2 separate regions of the Mus musculus genome follow, and region 2 is linked to region 1. The links are chromatin contacts, found by POLR2A ChIA-PET in ENCODE. All regions are on one chromosome and are shown on one strand. The core of a region is the stretch at or near the end of the contact, and the rest is flanking DNA. Distances in the headings are between cores, read along the strand shown.

Region 1 (5,346 bases), core at 1,783-4,282:
TTAGCTTTTTTGTTGTTGTTATCTGGGAACTGGAGAGGAAACTCAGGCCCTGAGCTTCACAGCTCATTCTCTGCCAGTTTAGCCCCTGCCCCCACACAGGCTCCTCCCCCTGGCCCGTGTTTGTTATGGCTATTAATCTTACAACTCTGTGGTTAAGGCACAATTAAATATTTGCAAGGGCTCCTAAATTAATGACCAAAGAGTTAACAACTGTGACACAAAACAAATCTCTCTTTACAATGAACACACAACACCCCACTCTGTTCTCACGCCAGGCCCTAAAGCGGCTGTTCTACCACTGGACTAGAAACCTGGTTGTAACCTGCAGGTTTTCCTGGTTATGTTTCTAAACCAAAGGCACGTGCTAGTTGCTGTTCCAAAGATCTTCTGGCCCTACTCCAGTGAAGTAACATGTCCTTATACACACCCTGGGCCCCTCTCTACCAGGCTGCGCTGGGAAGCTAAGCGTCCAGAGTCTTCTACAGTACAGTGTACACACTACAGTGCATACAGAGTGAACTAGGTTCTCAGCGCGTACCAACATGCATGCTAGCTAGGCCCCACCGCTCGCTCCCAAGTGGAGCTTGGTGAGGATGAGCCTCTCGTCATGAAAGCTGACCACCTCTGTCTTGTACAATGATGGAAATAAAGCTGCCCATCAACTAGGTAGCAGCTTTCACATTCTCCAGTCACATCTGACTCTGGTCCCTGCAAATTCAACTCTATTAACTCCTAGATATATGGGGGTGGGAAGGAGCACGTTGTTTTTGGATGTGGTGAGCTGGAGCCATTCTGGGTTTGCAGATCTTACCAGTCTACACCACAGTGTAATGGCTATTCCTGGTTGCCAACATGACTCTATCTGGAATGAACCACAATCCAAAGCTGGAGGCCTCACCTGCAATCCAGAGCTTGAGGTTGTTAGATAAAAGTTTCTGACCTGGATCTTGGCATGGAGATCTTGAGGCACAGTGGCCATGAAAAGCTTAGGCCCAGGCAAGGCAGTACATACCTTCAATCCCAGGAGACTAAGGCAAGATCATCTCTGAGTTCAAGGTGGTACACACTTTTAACCTGGGCCACACCTTCTGTTAGAGACCTACAGGAGGACACTGGGAGGAGGAAGATTTGCTTTTTGCCTGCTTGCACTTACTTGCCAGCACATCTGTTGGAACCTACATCTACAGAAGAGCAGCTGAAACAACTAGCCTCATGGGACTGAGCAACTACTAGATCCTTGGACTTCCCACTCACAGCTGACCATTGTTGAGGAGTTGGACTACAGACTGTTTAAGTCATTGTAACAAATCCCTTTACTATATAGACTATCCATAAGTTCTAGAAACCCTGACTAAAAATACACACAGCCCAATGTGCCAGCCCATCCATTCTGTCCACGACTGGCATCAGCTAACAGATAGCTAGTGTTTATGTTTTATGTCACACCTTTCCTGGCCATGGCTGACTTCTAGTAGATGTTGCAGAATGTCAGACTCCCTGCTGTCAGGCTGATGTACCGGCCAAGCAATACCTAACTCATATTACTCTTGTTTGCTAGTTATCTCTCTCTCACACTTTAGGCCGTTGGTCACCTCGTTGCTTTTGCATTTGCTATGTGCTGGGGTTCAAAATGTTTACCAGACACTTGAAAAACAAGTACGAACCACGACGCCTGCCAACAGCTGTGCCTATGAAAATCAGGGAAAGGTGATTCTAGGACCAAGCCTAACACCACAGACTCTACAGCTGAGCTAGGCAGCGCGGCAGAGGGTGTGAATTGAGATCTACTATACATAACGAAACAGAAGATTACAAAGCACGACACAGGCCAGGACTGTGCAAATGAGATGTTACTCCTGGAAGGAATGGCCTACGGAGGGTGCGAGCCAGGCAACTCAATTATTTCTTCTCATGAAAAACAGCGGATCATGATAATGTATGCTTATGAGGTAGAAACGGGGGCAGAGGGGGGGTGTGAGAAGGGGCGGGTCGAAATTTCCCAAGTAACATGCAATAGGCCAAATGGTGATTAAAAAAAAAAACAAAACAAAACTAAGCAAGCAAACAACGACAATAACAACCACCACCTATCCTGTGCTCGACTTTTCTGGAATTTATTACTTGTAGGAGGATTCTACTCTATTCTCAGTAAGATGAGCATAGTTTGCACAATCCTAGAATCCATGACATACCTGCGGTGACGAAAACTAGCTGGTCCCGGAGGGAAAAGCAACACAGAATGCAGTGTGATTACTGGGGCAAACTGAAGGGCCAAACAATGACCTATCCTATAAACAGATTATCTCACTTGTTCACGACTCCCTTCTATTTTGCTTCAACTAACTATTGGCAAGAGCCCCTCTTAGGACTCTGGGTGGAGCGGATTCCGCGGTGGCGTCTGGACCGAATGAATCCCGGTCTCACGCTGTCCCGATCCTCTGGGGCTGACGCCTCCTGGGAGGTTATGCGGAGCCGCGGCGTTCCCTGTGTGACCTTTCTCCGGGAACGCCGTGACCTCGGCGGCAAACTGCCGTCCTCCGCCCCGGCCGCCCGGTGGCAGCGCACACAGCCCGTCCGCCCCATCGAGCTCCGCGCGCGGCCCGCCGGGAGACCCTAGTCCGCGTCCAGGCTCGCTCTGCACCCCGGGCCGCCGCCGCCACCACCTCCCTGCGGACGCCGAGGTGACTCACCAGTGTGAGGGCCGCCCGCGTGGGCTGCAGTTTTCTCTTGCTCACAGCCCGCACGGTGGCGCGGACCAACGACGCCGACATGTCCACGTCGCGGCACCCGCAGCCTCCGGCTGGAGCGTGGGGACTCAACTTCTCTCCATGGACACGGCGGGCACTTTGACGCCACAAGCTCCTGCGCAGGCGCCACAGGCCCCGCCTCCCGTCGCCCGTCCCGCTCCACCATTGGACAGTCCGGGTGAGTGACGGGCCGGGCCGATTGGCCGTCATCACTGACGAGGCAAGGGAGGTGACCTGTGACCTTGCGGGCTTCGCGGTCACTGCGCTAGCGGAAGTGGGATGGCTCCTTCCGTATGGCGTACACTAACGACAGACCCCCCGGAAGTGGGGACACGGCTCTGTGACTCTGGAGCTGCTTCGATAGTAAAGCAAGCGGGTAGACACCATACGACAGGTTTCCAGTTATTGAAATGTCACTCTTGTGTAGCAGTTTGTGTCAAGAAAACTGAGCACGTACGTAGCTACCAGCCTCGCATGGAAGCACGGGCATGGTGGCTCTATCCGAGCCTCTGAGAGCGAGCGCCCTGGGCGCTACGTTAGCATCGGTTCTTGAGTCCCGATCCCGGGCCCCGTGCACATTTGGCTAGCCTTTCCTGCTAGCCGGTCCCATTTGATTAGCTGTGCGCCTGTCACCACGCCTCGGCTTCCTTCGCGGCCCGTGATGACGTAAGAACGGGAGCTCCTTTATCTCGGAGCAGCAGCTGGCCCCGTGCGGGAACTGGGTGGGCGTGGGGAGTACTGAGGGGTTTGCTACCCCTGATCGCCCCCTTATGGTTCCAGGAAGGCCGAGGGAGGGAAATGGATTCGGCCTCAGGTCTAGACGGAAAGAACAAGTGTTTTCTTTTCCAGTGCGATCTCACTGGTCTGACTAGAAGGGGCAGTTTCCCCGTCCGAAATGGGGACTTTGCCATGCTGGAACACTGACAGAGTAAGACAGACATTGTACATTCTGCCTAGACCTGCCCAGGAGCTAAGAAAATGTTCTGACCCTTTCTTCATAGCTTTACAAAGAGTGGGCACACCATGTTTTCAACTCTATTTTTAGTGTCTGAAAACTGTGAACCCCACTCGGTCATTGATCTCTCTCTTGCAAGGATTTTGTTCCACTTGGGAAGATATCCTCTCCTTAAGATAGAAGCCACCTTTGAAGCAAAAGAAAAACAGACTGATTTTTTTTTTTTTTTTTGGTTTTTCGAGACAGGGTTTCTCTGTACACTGAAAACACATCTTTTACATCTTTTACCAGGAAGCTTGCCAAAGCAGTTCACAGTGAGCAAGAGACTGTTAGAAGGTGAAGATCGGGTGTTCAGAACTCCTGCTGTAAAAACTGGATTCTGAGTTTCCGCTGTTTTAGAACAGAACAGGGCATCGGCCCTGGCCCTGCGATCGCTTGCAGAGGAAGCTTTGACTTGGCCATGGCTGCGAGCCTGCTATCTTATCCGCTGAGAAGCGTGCCTCACTTGTCTAATGGTATCAGTATAAGCCATCAAAAACACCAGGCTGCTGGGCAGAATTTTTTTTAAGAATCAAAATGTAGGAAACCTTTTTAAGGCTAGAAGAAAACATGACAATTCTGTTTAATTTTAGGGGTAAGTACACTCCTCTCCCTCAACAACCGACAAAACATCCAAGTAGAAAATAACTACCAGGTATAAAGATTGGCCTGGCTGCGTATTTCTTCTCCGTTCTAGGGGCAGAGGGATAAACAACACTAAGCGCTTTTTCAGTAGGCGTGGCACTGTTCCAGCCAGAAAGCAGCGCTGTCACTTCACAGCCAGAGGCAGGAGGAAAGGAAGCAGGCCAGCAGCTGAGCAGGAGGAAAGGAAGCAGGCCAGCAGCTGAGCCGTCACGTAGCAGGGAGGCCCCGGTTGCACAACCCATGAGTTTGATGGTCACCATTTTTATTTTTTTACCATGATTTCCAATTTCTTAATGATTTCCATTTTGACATGACTCTTTCATAACTAGACTATGACCAGTCTAGTTCACACATATATGCCTCTCGTGAGTCTCCCTCGTTGTGCCAGTGTCCTTAGCAAGCTCTCTCTCTGCCCCCCAGTCTCCTGCTTGCACACCCCAGACCCGGTGCACAGCTATCAAAGGGGAACAGCATGGGCACCCTATTAAGGAGATGTGTACTGTCAGCGCTTTGGTTGACTTTTCTAATGACTCATAAGAAAATAATGTGGATAAAATTACACGTTCAAAGTTCGATTTTATTTCAAAATGATAAATAAACCGGCATAGTTCTGACTCTGTACTATTTCAGAAAGGCTTGTGAAGTTCATTAACAGTTTAGAGAGGGCTCCAGTCAGACCAGAAGGTTGCCAATCAAACTTGTGATTGGCAGAGACAGCAGCCTCTTTGATCTTCAGAGGTTTGTAAAAGCTCTCCACCCTAATTTCTGTGTATCATAAAAAGTAAAAAGCACTTTTATTCTGTCCTTTTCTCCTTTAATTTTTCTTTTTTAAACCAGCAAAAAAGGACTACTTATTTTTATGACTTCATTTTTATGAGCACAACAGTTCTGTCAATTACTTAGAGAAGGAAGCCCTCAAAGATGTGCCAGTGGTGCTGTGGTCGTCCACCGAGGCCCACA
Region 2 (5,231 bases), core at 1,980-4,479, 58 kb before region 1:
GATAACCAACGCTACATAGAGAAACCCTGTCCCGGAAAACCAACAAGTACATGTGACACGGTCCATAAAGACAGGTTCTTCTATAGATTGGCTGAGGAAAAACTAGCTTATGATGAGGCTCTGGGGGAGGGGCTGGTGGTCTTCTGCCACACAGACAGTCAAAGGTCACCAGGCTAGAAAGTGCACCTGCTCTCAGCCTTCTTGGTGGGTCACAGGTTTTCCATTTCTTCCCTTGAAGGAACAACCCTGTATGCTAACATTCTAGATGCCCCCTAATACATAGGAACACAAGGGCCTCTGTGCCTCCTATACCAATTTAATCTAGCCTCTCTTGACTACTGTACTGGCTGATTTTGTGTGTCAACTTAACACAAGCTAGAGTTATATCAGAGAAAGGGGCTTCAGTTGGGGAAGTGCGTCCATGAGATCCAGCTGTAAGGCATTTTTTTCATTTTTGATCAAGGGTAGGAGGGACCATTGTGGGTGGTGCCATCCCTGGGCTGGTAGTCTTGGGTTCTATAAGAGAGCAAGCCAAGCAAGCCAGGGGAAGCAAGCTAGTAAATAACATCCCTCCATGGCCTCTGCATCAGCTCCTGCTTCCTGACCTGTTTGAGTTCCAGTCCTGACTTCCTTGGTGATGAACAGCAGTATGGAAGTGTGAGACGAATAAACCCTTTCCTCCCCAACTTGTTTCTTGGTCATGATGTTTGTGCAGGAATGAAACCCTGACTGAGGCAGCTACCATCTTGCCTGTCCCACGGGTTCTCTCTGACTTCCCATCTCTTGCTTACTAGCTTGCTCATCCCCACTACGGTCCATTAAATATACCCCGTTCCCCAACCCACTCCATTTCACCCAGTACATTTCAGGTCCTTGTTTCTTCCTGCCTGTCCACCCCATGTCCCCTAAATCTGCTGCTCCCTGGATTTTAGTCTGCACTGTATCTGTGCCCTAGTCTAGTCTGCCTTTCTTGGCATGCCAGACTGACACTGACCACAGGGACCTTATTCAACCGGCACGCCCTGCTTCCCAACACAACCTAAAGGGTGGCTGCAGGAAACACAGCCCATCCTGCTCCCCAGGCCATCCCAGTCCACCTTCTTTCCAGCCACCCTCCTCCCTGGTAACTCCCACTGCCCCTTGCCCATGTCCCCTGTCCTAAAACCTTCCCATCCCCCAGGCCACACCAGAGTACTTACTTCTTCAACCCAACCTAGTCCTCAGGGTCTATGGCAGCTGACATCATCACTGTCTTCCGTGAGCTCTCTTGCCAGCCCTGCAGTGTTCCAAAACTCACGTTACCCATGATTCTACCCGGTATAACCCGTACACGCCCACCACCCCTGCCCTCCAGGTTGCGTGCGCCTCTCCAGCTCATTCTGGATCATGCCCCTGGATGCCTGCACACCCTGGCCCGACTTACCCTTGACTCTGTTGTCCTGCAGCTCAAATAGTTCCGCCATTGCCATCGCATTACCTTGACTCCCTCGGTGTGCTCTGTCCCTCGTCTCACAGACCCGCGGCCTCCTTTTCCTACTGCCGCTGTCTGTTCTACCAACACACATCTTTCCTCCACTCGCCCCGCTTCTTCTCCTCCATTGTTCCTAGAGCACCCCACTCTACAGGCGCTGCTTGTGCACCCAGACCTTACTGTTTGTCCAGCTCACCTTCGTGACCCTGTGTACCACATTCCCCTCCTGACCCCACTCTACCCAGCATGCTGTTCTCCAGCTCAGAGTCTACCCACTGAGTTCCGTTTTCCGGCTCCCCCTACCGGACCCAGCATTTTCCTCTTCCCACTTCATACCATTGTGGTGGTATCTCCTGGCCTATTGCCCACTCTGGTCCAGCCCTTCTAGTGAGCGTCCATCTTCCTGTGCTCAGTGTTCTCCACCTGGCCATAGTCTACCTACTGGGCAACGACCTCCAGTGGACCCTATGGTGCCAATTATCCAGTTCCCACTATGCCTTATTCTATCCAAGACATCTTGTTTGACAAGTCAGTCTAGTCCACTCCAGTCTGGCCTAGGATCAACTCTGTTTTCTCAGCTGCTCCAGCTTTCCCTCACTCCTGAAGCTTAGCGTTCTCTGCCCAAATCTCTCTCTCCTCCTGGTCACACTCACTTTAGTCCGCCTCCTGAATATCTCAGATCTGACTTTCTCGTGAGTCCTTCCGTGTGAAGCCAAATTTAAATCACAAACATAAACATAAAATGATTAGAACTAAAATTTCTTGGTATTATTGGAGTAAGTTAATGTCGTGGGTTGACCTGAATGCTGTTTGTATTCTGATGTTAATTCTGCTTCCTCAAGAGGGGCTACCCCCCACCCACTAGCCAGTCAATCATATATTCAGGGTGATCTCATGTGAACCTTCTCCCTATTCTAACTGGTCAATAAAAGCTAGAGCCTGTGATTGGGCAGTGGAGAAGAAAGGAGGGACTGAGGGTTTTGGGAGAGGGGAGAGAGGAGAATGAGAAAGGAGAGAGGATGGGGGGGGGGGGGGGAATGGAGCAGAACCACATGGTCTGGGGAATCTGCAAACACCAAAGGGTCTCATAGCTGGGGAGTAAGTCAGTAAGCACTAGATCTGCCCGATCTAGGCACATAGCTTATAAATATAACTGGATTGTGTGGTTTTTATACAGGCTTATCGGGGTTGCAAATTCCTGCAACCAGTTTACTTTTTTTTTTCTGATTGATGAAGCTTTATGAGTGTTGAGTATCCATTCTGTGCGACATGCACAGGCATGTGCACATATCATTTGGCCAATTGGGGATAATTTGTGAAAAGTCAGTTTTGTGATTTGATTCTGCCCCTCTAATTAAAGACATTATAAGCTGATTCATACACCAAACTTACTAACTGACATTTGGAAAAAAGATGTGTAAAAGAACCTCGAGTTACAGACCCATGTTAAGGGAAGGGACAGCCATTGTGTATGGGACATCTGTATGATGACGCTACTATCCTGGGACAGTAAATGTCACGGCAAAGTAAAGTCCCAGGCATCACGTGGTCCCAGCACAGCTGAGGTCCAAATCAAGTTCTCCAAACAGCAAGAGAAACAGGGAGCAGCAGGGTTGGGCAGAGGGCTCTGAGGAGCTCCTGGGGGTGGGGGAAGGGCTGGAGACACACCCTCCTCCCCACCCTCAGAAACCCTTGTGACTCTCCCTGCTCTGTGAGGTAGGCCTGGGACTCTAGTCAAGCTCAGGAACCCTCAGCCTCAGACACCTCAGGCAGCCATGCTGTTGCTGCCATGGAGAAGATTCTCTCAGCTCTGAATGGCCTCAGTGAGACATGGCTGACCCTAGGCTCAGCTTCCTACCACATAGACCTCAACTACACTCTTCTGAGTGGACTGGGGCTACTGCTTCTGTACATCTCCTACCTGATATTAAAACTGCTTATACACTTGCTGTGGAGAGAGAAATACACCCCAAAGGTAAGGAAGGATGGTGAGTTCCCAAGAGAGACTTCACTGCTGGGCTGTAGTTCTGTCCTCTGGCTGTGGGGTGAGCTTGGCTGTCAGAGGGATGTCTGGGATAAATGAGTGAGGAGAGGAGAGGAGGAAAGAGGAGAGGAGGGGAGGGGAGAGGGGAGGGGAGGAGAGAGGAGAGGAGAGGAGAGGAGAGGAAAGGGGAGGGGATGGGGGTGGGGTAGAGAGGGGAGGAAAGGGGATGGGAAGAAGGGAGGAAAGGAGGGGAGAGGAGAGGAGAGCGATGGAGGAGAGAAGAGAGGAGAGGGGAGGAGAAGGGAGATGGGGGAGGATATAAGAGGGAGATGGGGGATGGGAGGAGAGAAGAGAGGAGGGGAAGGAAGAGGAGGAGGGACAGGACAGGAGAGGACAGGAGAGGAGAGGAGAGGGGAGGGGAAGAGAAGGGGGAGAGCAGAGGGGAAGAGAGGAGGGTGAGGAAAGGAAAAGGGAGGAGAAGAGAGGAGAGGAGAGGGGAGGGGAGGGGAGGAGAAGAGAGGAGAGGGGAGGGAAGGGGAGGAGAGGGGAGGGGAAGAGAAGAGAGGAGAGGGGAGGGGAGAGGAGGATAGATATGAGAGGGATCAGGGAGGACTAAGGTTCCCTTCTGGAGCCCACATTCACCTTCCTATCTGTGTGTGCCTGAATTTTCCAGGACAAAGTAGGAAACTGGTCCTAGTGGCTTGGCTCCAGTCTTTGGGTTCTGGGGATGGGACCAGTCTCTCCTGACAGTGATCCTATGATCCACTCCCGCATCACCTGTCCCTTCCCCTACCCTCCTCCACGGTGAACTGGTTAGGATCCAGGATCACAGTGCTGACTGTTGAAGGCCTCTCTGAAGAAAGCATGGAGCCCAGTCCTCCACTCTGGGACTGGCCATCCCCAGGAGCAGCACAGTGGTAAAGTCCTCGGAAAGGACACCACCCTGTCCTTTAGCTTCCCAAGGCGAGTGTGAATAAGCTGCCACCTCCACAGTTAATAAAGCACACAGGTCTCGCCCGCTACTCAGTGGGTCCTGAGATGTGCCTGGTCAGTGGGATTCTGAGTCTCTTAGGAAGACAGACATAACCAGTGAGTTCCGGAGCTCATTCTCTTCTCTCGTTGGCAGCTATGGGAGAAAGGGAAGAAGAGAAGGCAAACCCTCAAAGGTAGGTGTCTGCCTCTGCCTCTCTTCTCAGGGATCCCTACCCTGTCCTTTCCATAGGATCCCAGGTTTATGATCTGAGCATGTCAGTTGCTACACATAGTCCCTTAATCACAAGAGAGAGGAGCCCTGTGAGGAAAGACTCATAGGAAGACAGGCAGACCCATGTGGGGACAGCCCCTGGGGATCTTCTGAGTGACAGTCTTTGACGACTGGGACAGCCCCTTGGGGGATCTTCTGAGACTGTGTCCCCTGTTCCCTTCCGGGGAGCTGGCAGCTATGAGGAAATCACTCTTGCTGCTCAGATAGAGCTCTGGACATTCTGAGTGTTCTCACAGAGCACTTGTTGATGCTACTCCGTGCTTTCAGGAATCATGACCCTAAGTGTTTTCCCTAAGTCTAGTCCCATGCAGTGCTACTGTCTGCCTCTGTTCCCCATAACCCATTATCTTGCTTATTTAAGGTGGGCGAGCTTGCCAGAGAGAAGCGGCGCAGAGGAGGGAGCTGCAGACAACCCAGCCAAGGTGATTGGCTTCCCTTCCTCCCTGGTCCCTTTCCCCACATACCTCATTCTTTCCCAGGGACCCAGCGCCTCCCTCCTCCTTTCCGGGGAG

The links. ChIA-PET counts read pairs that join two places held with the same protein, here RNA polymerase II (POLR2A).
Region 2: POLR2A ChIA-PET joins it to region 1 with 18 read pairs in embryonic stem cell. The contact joins the promoter of Spata31d1b here to the promoter of Etohd2 in region 1. POLR2A ChIA-PET finds 5 or more read pairs at or near these places in 3 of 5 experiments (Patski and embryonic stem cell).

Annotation. Positions count from the first base shown.
Region 1 is chr13:59,766,934-59,772,279 of GRCm38, forward strand. It overlaps Etohd2 (ethanol decreased 2), which reads left to right and starts at 3,033. Exons shown (of 2, transcript NR_015349.3): 1 at 3,033-3,413; 2 at 3,994-5,346. It overlaps Isca1 (iron-sulfur cluster assembly 1), which reads right to left and starts at 2,856. Exons shown (of 4, transcript NM_026921.4): 1 at 2,691-2,856. The coding sequence starts at 2,771. Tut7 (terminal uridylyl transferase 7) reads right to left here. Exons shown (of 27, transcript NM_001373962.1): 27 at 4,943-5,346.
Region 2 is chr13:59,709,055-59,714,285 of GRCm38, forward strand. It overlaps Spata31d1b (spermatogenesis associated 31 subfamily D, member 1B), which reads left to right and starts at 3,230. Exons shown (of 4, transcript NM_001167593.1): 1 at 3,230-3,446; 2 at 4,582-4,621; 3 at 5,081-5,141. The coding sequence starts at 3,261. It overlaps Gm40972 (a long non-coding RNA gene), which reads right to left and starts at 2,160. Exons shown (of 3, transcript XR_873547.2): 1 at 1,424-2,160; 2 at 1,200-1,276.